Linked DNA regions of Mus musculus: region 2 is linked to region 1. The links are chromatin loops, found by intact Hi-C in ENCODE. Cell type or tissue: heart. All regions are shown on one strand.

Evidence for each region. Peaks named below come from ENCODE experiments on the same cell type or tissue, not always from the same donor. Only the 100,000 strongest peaks of a DNase experiment are listed, where the experiment ranks them.
Region 2: it touches region 1 in a loop (3-fold over the local background); 31 of 42 quality-filtered maps call a loop at or near these places.

What each region holds. Positions count from the first base shown.
Region 1 is chr1:52,096,615-52,101,614 of GRCm38, forward strand. It overlaps Stat4 (signal transducer and activator of transcription 4), which reads left to right. Exons shown (of 24, transcript NM_011487.5): 15 at 171-254; 16 at 1,773-1,871; 17 at 3,710-3,845. Among named protein-coding and RNA genes, the nearest start is that of Gm31812, 15 kb to the right of the region's middle. In heart, CTCF peaks have their summits at 2,455 (motif pointing left) and 4,078; no DNase peak of the experiment used is centred here; H3K27me3 peaks cover 130 bases.
Region 2 is chr1:51,646,029-51,651,028 of GRCm38, forward strand. No RefSeq gene overlaps it. Among named protein-coding and RNA genes, the nearest start is that of Gm31636, 26 kb to the left of the region's middle. In heart, no CTCF peak of the experiment used is centred here; a DNase peak (open chromatin) is centred at 2,123.

The DNA of each region.
Region 1 (5,000 bases):
GAAGTATGCCAGAATTTTAAAAGCAAGAACTCATGTTTTGGAAACTGAAAGTCATTCTTTGCCTTATTTTTAAATACTGTGAAACTTTGGGGTCATCCACTTTGTTAACTTCCAGGTCTCAGATAGAAAAGCTGCCTTTGTTAGAAACTGATCCACCTGTCTCCCCACAGGGCTGCCACATGGTGACAGAGGAGTTGCATTCCATAACCTTTGAGACCCAGATCTGCCTCTATGGCCTCACCATTAACCTAGAGGTGGGTTTCTCTAGAAATATCTGCTAGTAATATTTACAGCAATATGTCAGCATTGCTAGCAAAAGCCCAGTCCTTCTGGATTTCTGTCTATTCTTCACATATTATTTAGAAAAACAACACATCATGTGTACTAAGTAGTTAGATACCATTCTGGTTAAATAGAAGAATGATAAAGACTCCATGACTCTTGTGAATTCAACATATGTTGATTGGTTGTCTACATTTTTATTTACTGAATCAGGAATATTCAACAGAAAGCATAAAGAGAAATATCTATCCTTGAACTGTATCATGTAGTGATATATTTTCTAAAATTTAAGTCATATCTAAAAATCTCCTGGAGGGTTTCTCTGATGAGATGAACAAAGGATGGTGGTGAGAGTGTTGGCAGTGTGTTGTTTTGACCACCTTCCAATAACACCACTGAACTCTAAGAATAAACAAGCTGTGGGGTTGAACTGAATACATTGGTTACAAGCCCGGGCATTGCTTGTGCATGGTTATCTGTTCACAATTCCTAGCTCATGCTAAAGGCCCAGTAAATGCTGCAGGAACAAATCAGTGCATCCATTAACAAGCTCCACTTCAGGCAACCTGAGTAAGATTCTACTCAAGAGTGTATTGTGTTAGACTCCACCTTTCCCTTTTTATACAGCATTCAAAAGTACGTAAAAACCTCCACTTCTTTCCCCTAAACCTCTTCTTCCATAAGCTGCACAGTCCTTCAGTTCCTGGGTCTGTCCTTGGGGATCTTATGCCTCCAGGAGATTTTTGGCTACGGCCTCCCAGGCTAGTCTGTGAAAGGCTGTTTACTTCATACGATAGAAAACTGCAACACTGACAGTACTGAATGTTCTGCAGAAAGAGACCAGACAACTCCAACTCTGACAGCTCACCTCTCCAGCTTTCACAGTAAAACCCTACTTCCAGTGTGGACTTTAATCAGGCACTAGGTCATAATTTAATTAGAGTGGTTCATTCCCAAAGCAAATTTAGATCAAGATTTATTTATCTTATGTATATGAGTACACTGTTGCTGTGTTCAAACACATTAAAAGAGGGCATCAGATCCCATTACACATGGTTGTGAACCACCATATGGCAGCTGGGAATTGAACTCAAAACCTCTGGAAGAACAGTAAGTGGCCTTAACCACTGAGCCACCTCTCCAGATTCTAGATAAAGTTCTTTAGCATAACTTATAAGTCGATAAGTGGCAAAAGCCACTTTGGTTGTATTTGAGGCAATGTGTGACATACGGAGAAATGTGTTTTTCAGTGTTGAGGAAGCTATGGAGGAAACTGCCTGATTGCTAGCATCAGGTGCCCTGAAAGGGTTCTTGTTCCTTTTCTTACTGTACTACTGTACTCAGCCTGTATGTGTGTACAGAAAGGTCTATGAATGGCACCTGGGTAGCAGGATTGGAAAGGGTGGTCAGCTGATGACCTTTGGATGCGAAGGTGAAGAGAAGCAGCGGTGCATGTTTGGACTACCTGTAATAACTTTTTTTTTAACTAGACCAGCTCATTACCTGTCGTGATGATTTCTAATGTCAGCCAACTACCTAATGCATGGGCATCCATCATTTGGTACAATGTATCAACTAACGACTCCCAGGTAAAGTTCCTGTTCCTGTCTCTGCATATCGCATGGCACTTAACTTTGTCTTTCAACAAGCAACGGGCATGTGGATATGTCTAGTTGTGTGAGTCCTGTTAGGTTATGTGTAACAGGGGGTGTTTGAGCTGAGCATGATGGCACACCTCTAGAACCCACGCACTTGCAAGTCTAAGGTAGGAAGCTTGTGATTTGAAACAAGTCTGAGTCAAGCCTGGGCTACCTAACAAGAGCCTGTCTCAAAATTAATAGCAGCAATGATGGTGATAAGGCAATCTGAGTTCTAGCCAAGGACAGTGACCAGCCCAAGACTGCCTCACCATGAGTTCTAAGGCTGTCCTCTGCTGTGCTGACTAGACTGCGGGAAACACCTTGCTTCATAACTTTCTAAGTCTAACTTCCTACCTGGCTACCTTCACTTCTTCTGGGCACACTTTTCCTCAGTCTCTTCTACAGAAGCACAGCATTTGCTCCCAAATAAGTGTCCATTAATCTTTGCGCCTGAGTTCTGACAGCACAAATTTTGCCTTCAAATTTATAGACTTGAGCCTGTCTAGGTTTAGGCTGGGTGTTAGTGCCATCTGGTGGTTACTTGAGGCACTTTATCAAAAGTGGACTTAAAAGTTATACCAATGGCTAATAGATGTTTTTGTATGAAAACCAGGGAAGGACTCAGATTTAAAAGAAAAAAAAAGTCTCTGCTCCATCTTGCTCTGTTCTTAAGACAGAGAAAACAAAACTGAGGAACTGTGTGTTATTTTGCCAAGTACTCAGTTCCAGAAGAAACAGCTTAAATGTGAATAACTTTTCTTCCTTGCTCAAATCAGTTTCTACCAGAAGAATTCTTTCCATTAGGTGACTGCATAAGAAGAAGTGATCCCTAAATAGGTCAACCTTCAGTGCCTTTCCCCTTTAATGCAATATTCCTTAAAAGGAAATCACACAGACAAAGGCACAGCCCTGTTCATTCCTATCCCCAGATGTCCTGGCATCGAAGACACATCAACTGCAACCAGGAGGGCTCCCTAGTCGTGACATTCCCCTCATGCTGGAGAATCCACTAGATAATTCACTTTAAGGCCAGAGGTGGTTCCTGGCATTAAATGCCACTTCTCTTTAAGAGCTACATGTCTGTACATTCAACTTTAGAGTGTGGCGGGAAAGACTTAGTAGGGTCTTCTGTCCTAGCACAGCACCACACTGTTATCTCTTAGCAACATTCTTCTAGGAACCCGCTAAGGCCACCACATGCCACCATGCTCACCCTCCCAGAGCAACTGGGTTCCCTCTTGAAGATCTAGAGACTGGACTCTTAGTCTCCTTACAAAACCAAGCTAAACGAGTAACTTTGACTTATTAACTCTACCTTCCTCCAAACTCTGAGCTCTTACACCTTAACTAGACCCTGTCCTCACTAGCCATTTCCCAGCCACCTTTCTCAAGGAGACAATGGTGTCCCTAGAAATACTTTTACTTCTCTTCTTCCTGTCTTGTGATCCTTGTTGAATGCAGAGCCCTCTTTCATGGTGAGCCAATTAGCATGCTTACAATTAATATCATTTCAAGGGAGTTTATGTGACCAGCCATTGTTAGTCATGAGATGATTGTTGTTTGGTAGTTTAGAGAAAGTTAGGAGATGTCAAGTGATTTTCTCAGGAAAGATGGATCCCCAAGTTGTATTATATTCAAGGAGCAAAAGTACTCTAATGGGGAGATGAACTTTATGAACAATTTATTATTAACATCACTTGACCCAGAATCTAAATCGGGAATGCGATATAGCGAATGTAGTGTTCCCTGTTAGGTTATGATATATAATCACCATACCTCTATTTCAGAACTTGGTTTTCTTTAATAACCCTCCATCTGTCACTTTGGGCCAACTCCTGGAAGTGATGAGCTGGCAATTTTCATCCTATGTCGGTCGTGGCCTTAATTCAGAGCAGCTCAACATGCTGGCAGAGAAGCTCACAGGTGAGAGCCGGGAGACGGGGTTTCCTCTGGTTTTGGCACTCGAGAGTTTTAAAGCAGTTATGTTACTACTATTAATAATTACGATGCTGTCACACTTTATGGGATGCCTATGTTGTATTGCCAGGCACAGGGCTAAGTGTTGTTTTACTTTCATTTTTCACAATGTTCCTGGGCCCAACAGTGTTCTATTGATTTGAGGACATCAGAGGTCAATGGCTCCACCGCACAGCTAGGAGGCAGCAGAGTCACATTGTGGGCCAGACGGGTGCTTCTCTGAGGCCCCTCTGTTCACCCTCTGGTTTCTAGGTGTTCTCAAGTCACTTCCTCTGAATATGCTGTGAAGCCTTTATGGTAATGTTAACCAACTAGAACACGATGGGCTAAGCACAGGAAATGTGCTAGAAGTTTAAAAACACGAGCAATGACTTGATTCTGCACATTATGGCCGCTTCGGTTTCTTGGTTTTGCAGACATCACCTGTGCTTCATAAGCTTTGCCTATATTTCTTAGCCGTAGCTGGGTTTTGACAAGCTAGTACACCTAACTCCAGCTGAGTCTGTATGCATTTGCAGTTATGGTACCCACGCTTGTTCTGCACAGAAGCTGTGGCTGCCGTCTGGTTTATGTGATGTTGGCTAGCTTCACCTGTTTCTGTGCACCTGTTGGCTCAACAGTGGGTGGTCAAATACAACTGCCCTTTCCAACAATTTAAAATTCTACTTAATATAGGTTTTTTTTTGTCTTGAGTTCATAAATACAGTAGTAAACATTTGTAAAATGTTAATGAGCAACTAACGCAAAAATTATGTTAGCATGTTACCAGAAATAGTATAGATTAGCATAGTGTTCTTAGGATCTTTAGCAAATTATCCACAGGAATGTAGTTTCCTTAAGATTTCAATGTGCTAGATCAAAATAGCTGGTGGCTGCATATTGCCTACATGATTTCTAGTCCATTTTTCCACTTAAATCTAGCTATACCTAATTACATGATTTTGTTGTGTGATGTCTGGTTGCCGTCCTTGGGCCGCTCTTACCATCTCCAGCAGCATGTTATCCCACAGCGCCTTGGCCTCACTCTGCTTCCTCCCTGGAGGAGCTTCTGTTCTCCCTCTGCCCGAATGCCCAGTGCCGACCATCCATGGTGCTCCCTAA
Region 2 (5,000 bases), 450 kb before region 1:
AGACTGGACCCATGGTGACAAATAGGACAGGTCAGAGGAAAATTGCCGTAGTCACTTTTCTCCTTCCACTATGTGGAATGGAGGGACTGCACTGAGGTCACCAGACTTGGTAACAAATGCCTTTACCCCCTGAGCCATCTCTCCAGAAAGTCATCACCACCACCATCACAACCACCATCACCATCATCATCATCATCTCCCTAAATAGCCCAGGTCCCCCAGTGACAACCATGTACTGGGATTACAAGTAGATGCTACAATGATTGCTATTGTCAAATAGACATCATACCATAGCCAGGTTCACAACCAGAAATCAGTGAGTATACATGCACATAAAACACAACAATACGAACACAAATGGTGAACTAGCATGCACTCATTTTTAGGCTGGGGCTTTTGTCCCTCAGCCCCTCCTGCTGCATTCCTCCTGCTCAGTCCATCAGTTGACACTTCCCCACGTACCTCAGGCTAAGCCTGATGGTTTGTTAATCTCCACTAAGTCCCATCCCAGTTCTCAAATGTAACCCCCAGCTGGCATCTCACGTCTCTGATACACACCCTAGCTGTGCCTGATTTGAGAAGTTTCTTTGTTGAAACATTAAGCTTCTTTTAATAGCTGATCATATTAGCAGATTCTCCGTAGCTCCTAGCGAATAGCCTACTAAGTGAGACAGTTGGATGCTGTGTCCCTTGCACGATAGGTGCAGCATTTACAGAGCTGTTTGGTTTTTCCCCTTCCTCCATTAGAATGTAGAAAGCTTGGATCCAGCCTCTGTGTCCTTATTCAGGGCCTTGCATCCAACGCATAGCACCATGTTAAGCACACAGTAGGGCATATGTAAATACTTGCTAAACTAAAGTACAAAGTTATATGGAACCTTAGAAATGACATCCTCTAAGTTTTAGCCCCTTCCGAAGAGTAACTGTTTTTGGAGTATTTACATGCAAAGAGTGAACCTACTTGTCTTTTTTTTCAAAGTGTTTTACTCATTCCAATGCTTATTTGGTATTGCTGGGCATTTTTACGTTTGCTTCTTGTTACCTACTTCGTGACAAGCAGTCTGGTTTAGTAAAAAGAGCCCTCCTTGGTGCAAATAGATCTCTTCCACACCCTAAGGCCCATTACCCCAGCTTGAGGCAAATAGTCCTCAGTCACACCCTAAGGCCCATTATCTCAATTGCTAGGCAGTAGGAGCCTGCAGCCAGTCTGCTTCTACCTACTACAAGGACTGTGTGAACCTCCTGTTTTCTTCTTACTTCTGTTTTCCTCAAGACTTCAAATAGCCAGTAATGTTATCCCTGACATCCATGAGAGCCCTAAGTATAATAGACACAAATAACGTAGCTATTACCCTGTCATCTCACTTCTGCAAAAGCAAGGAGGTAGAGCCAAGCATCCAATCTTGCAGCGTTTGCACCAGAGAGTTCTCAGCTGTATGTCAATCAGCAGCTCGCAGGCAAGATTGCTAGTGTCTTGTCTCTCCACCCTGACGCTTTACCCCAGCCTCCTGTCCAATCATCCATGAACACCTTACTGGCCCCACTCCAGTTTTCACATGATTCTCTGCGATGTAAAGCAGGAGGAAAAGACCAACCGTTCTCCCATAGTTCTTATTTTCCTACAAAGAGTATAGAGCAAGGAAAAAAGTAATTCACTAAACTCAGACTCCATATTTCTGAATTTTGAGAGGAAGAGATTAAAGAATAGTATCCACTAGAGGATGAAAGATTACAATCATCACAAGCCTGGGAAGAGAGCCCGTGACTGCTCTGATAATTATGGGATAGCTCAACACAAGAGGCCAACCGGATGGAATTCCGGGTTCCCTCAGGGACTGCGTTAGGCTTTTGATCAAGTGAATATACTTTTTGGATCTGCAAAATCGTTTCCTTTCATATGTGCCATTTACCTTCCGTGCTCCCCTGGCTTCAATGTTGACACAGCTGCGTTGTTCTCAAGGCTTACCCCACCACCCACACACCTCATAAGACATTCTGATACTTCTCTGCTCAATGACATGTGCATGAACACCACACAGTCAATCTCCTAAGCAGTTGTTACCTCAAATAACCTCAGTGGCACTACTAAGATGGACTAGGAACAAGGCCTAGGGGAAGGCCCTGCCAGGATTGTGCAAGTGGGCTTTGGCAATAGAGCTTTGGCCTGTCTAGAACTAGGAATGACACTGGTTGCTAATAATAGCTATCACTTATTAAGTCCCACAGGCACCAACTGCTTTAGGCTTGAAATAGTGATGGTAGGTAGCATGCATTGGTTGTACGTATTATGTGCTACATACAAAATGCCCTAGATGCATTTCATACCTAACCCATTTCCTGGCTATTTAGGGGGTCAATACTTTAGCACAAGTTACATGAAGAGCCCCGAGGTAGCCCAGCCTTTAACACTAATACTCAGAAGGCAGGAGCAGGGGCTGCTTGAGATAGCTCAGCACGTAAGAGCACTGACTGCTCTACCGAAGGTCCTGAGTTCAAAATCCCACCAACCACCGGTAATGAGATCTGACGCCCTCTTCTGGTGTGTCTGAACAGCTACAGTGTACTTAATTGTAATAATAAATAAAGCTTTGGGCCAGAGGGAGCAGCGTTGACTGGAGCAAGCAGAGGTCCTAAAAAAATTCAATTCCCAACAACCACCCAACAACCACATGAAGGCTCAAAACCATCTCTAGCTACAGTGTACTCATATCCATAAAATAAATTAAATAAATCTTAAAATTATAAAATAAAATAAAAAAAGGTCTTAGAGGAGGAAGAGGAGGAGGCAGGGGCAGGGTTAGGGACAGGGGTATGGTAGGCAGAGCTTTCTGAGTTCCAGGCTAGCCTGGTGTACAGAGCAAGTTCCAGGACAGTCTCAGCTACTCAAGAAACCCTGTCTCAAAACAAAACAAAACAAAACAAACAAACAAAAAACTGAAATGCATGAAGAAACTTGTGTAGACAGATTAAAATTCCACTTTCATGCAGCAATAAACGCAGGTACTAGAACAAGATGTCTAGAAGCTAACCTCAACCAGCACATTCCATTTCCCTCTCTGAGCAGCCTGTTGAAATGCTTGTAACAACTCCACTTTCATATCCACTTCACAGGCGAAGAGGCTGAAGGACAGAGATAGTAGCAGCAGGGATCATCCTTTGGTCCATAGAAACCTTGTCTTTGGGTTAAAGAGACCTTGGTGGCTGTGTGCCCCTGGAGTACCTAGCCCTAGGAGGGAGTACTCAGCCCTCTTATCTGATAGCTCTTCCTTGTCTCCTTCCTGGGTTGTGGGTGGGACCCAGGAGGTCAACAGGATGGTAATAAAGTAACCCCTTCTAACATTTAGTGCTTTAATATACCATGTCTGCTGAAAATGCAATCTGGGGTTCTGGACTCCAAGGTTCCCTGGGCTAAAATCTCACATGTACTACCTAAAATCTACTGAATTTCAATTTTGCCTTTTTTGGTCATTTAGTAGATTCGTGTATCACTCACATGTCAAGGAACCCATGTCTGAACTCGCCAAGGCGTGTGGCTGACTGACAGCAAGCCTTCCTTCCCAGGTGTTTCAAAGGGCATTCTTGTGGGTAGCAGACTGTTTACAGACAGTTTTGCTTTGTTTTGTTTTTACCAGTGGCACAAAAGTTTTGTACAAATCTAGTACTTTTCATCTCTCAGTGAACTTTTTTCCAGTAACGTGAAGAAGACCCAAATCTTAATGACCATAAAATATATCGAAAGTGAAGCACATAAGGGTAGAATTCCTAAAGCCAAAAAGGTGAGGTGTTAAGCACCTTGAAATTTTAGACACCATTGAAGAAACTCAGCCCAAAGGGATCTGACAAATGTGAAGGTCAACCCGTAGCACCATAAATAAACTGACCTACAAAAATATCCCATATATGCCCTGCCTTTTTTTGTATTGTTAACAATATAAAACTTTCTTGTAAAATTCTTATTAGTCATAAATTCCCTTTGCTACCATGCTGACCTTATAGTTCAAAATGCTGGGTTTTTTCTCTCTTTTTTTTTTTTTCAGCCAACTTTGGATATGTTCTGAAGGTTTTTCTCTGAACTGTTTTCCCAGAGACTCCACTGGTTGACATTTGCATAGTCATTTGCATAATGTTATTCCTGATAAAGCGCTGGTTCTCTGAAGAAGAAAATTAGCAATTATTATTTTACCACTGAATGAATGATAGCACAGGATGTTAGAGACCAACCTCATTTAAAAACTTTTGAAAGAGGGCATAAAAATAATAATATGAAGACATGTAGGATTAAAAAAAATTACCATCCCATCACATGACACAGACTTCTCTGAGTGATTAAAGGTGTTCAGGGAAAAGAGGAGGAACCAGGTTGTCAGTTGCCAGCACGGAAAGAAACAGGCAAATTATCCCAAGCAAACCATTTAATGAGGGCTTTGTTAGCGTGGAGGGCTGCAATGCTGGATAGCAGCTGGCACTTAAGAGCCTCATTATTAAGGAAACATAATTTTGTCCATCTGCGAGCTCTGAAAAGGGGGGTAGTAATGGCTCACTCTAGCCCAGAGCCACACATGGCACTAATTACATTCTCCCATCAAGAGACACCAATACATCCATCTAGTCTACACACACCCATACGTGGGCCTATTTTTGTTTAGAGCTAAAAAAGGATTTTTATAATTTCACACCTTTTTTTAGATGACTCCAAGTCTTCAAATGCCCATTAAGAAAAACCTCCCCTGTTTCTGAGAATGAAGTGACCGGCTGCTCCTCCTCCCCAGGGTAAGGTGACAAGCCATCTTGACACATCATTAGCAGAGTGCTGCAGATGAGGGTGAGGAACAGGCCACCAGCAACAGCTGAGCCAGATTATCTCACACATCCAAAATATTAACAACCTCAGCCTTCCTGGTCGGTTGAAAGGCCAAAGGTTACCAACAATGGTTTACTTACAGGATAGAACTCTTTAACAAGAGGAACCTTGGGATGTATTTAAATTTTGTGTTACAACT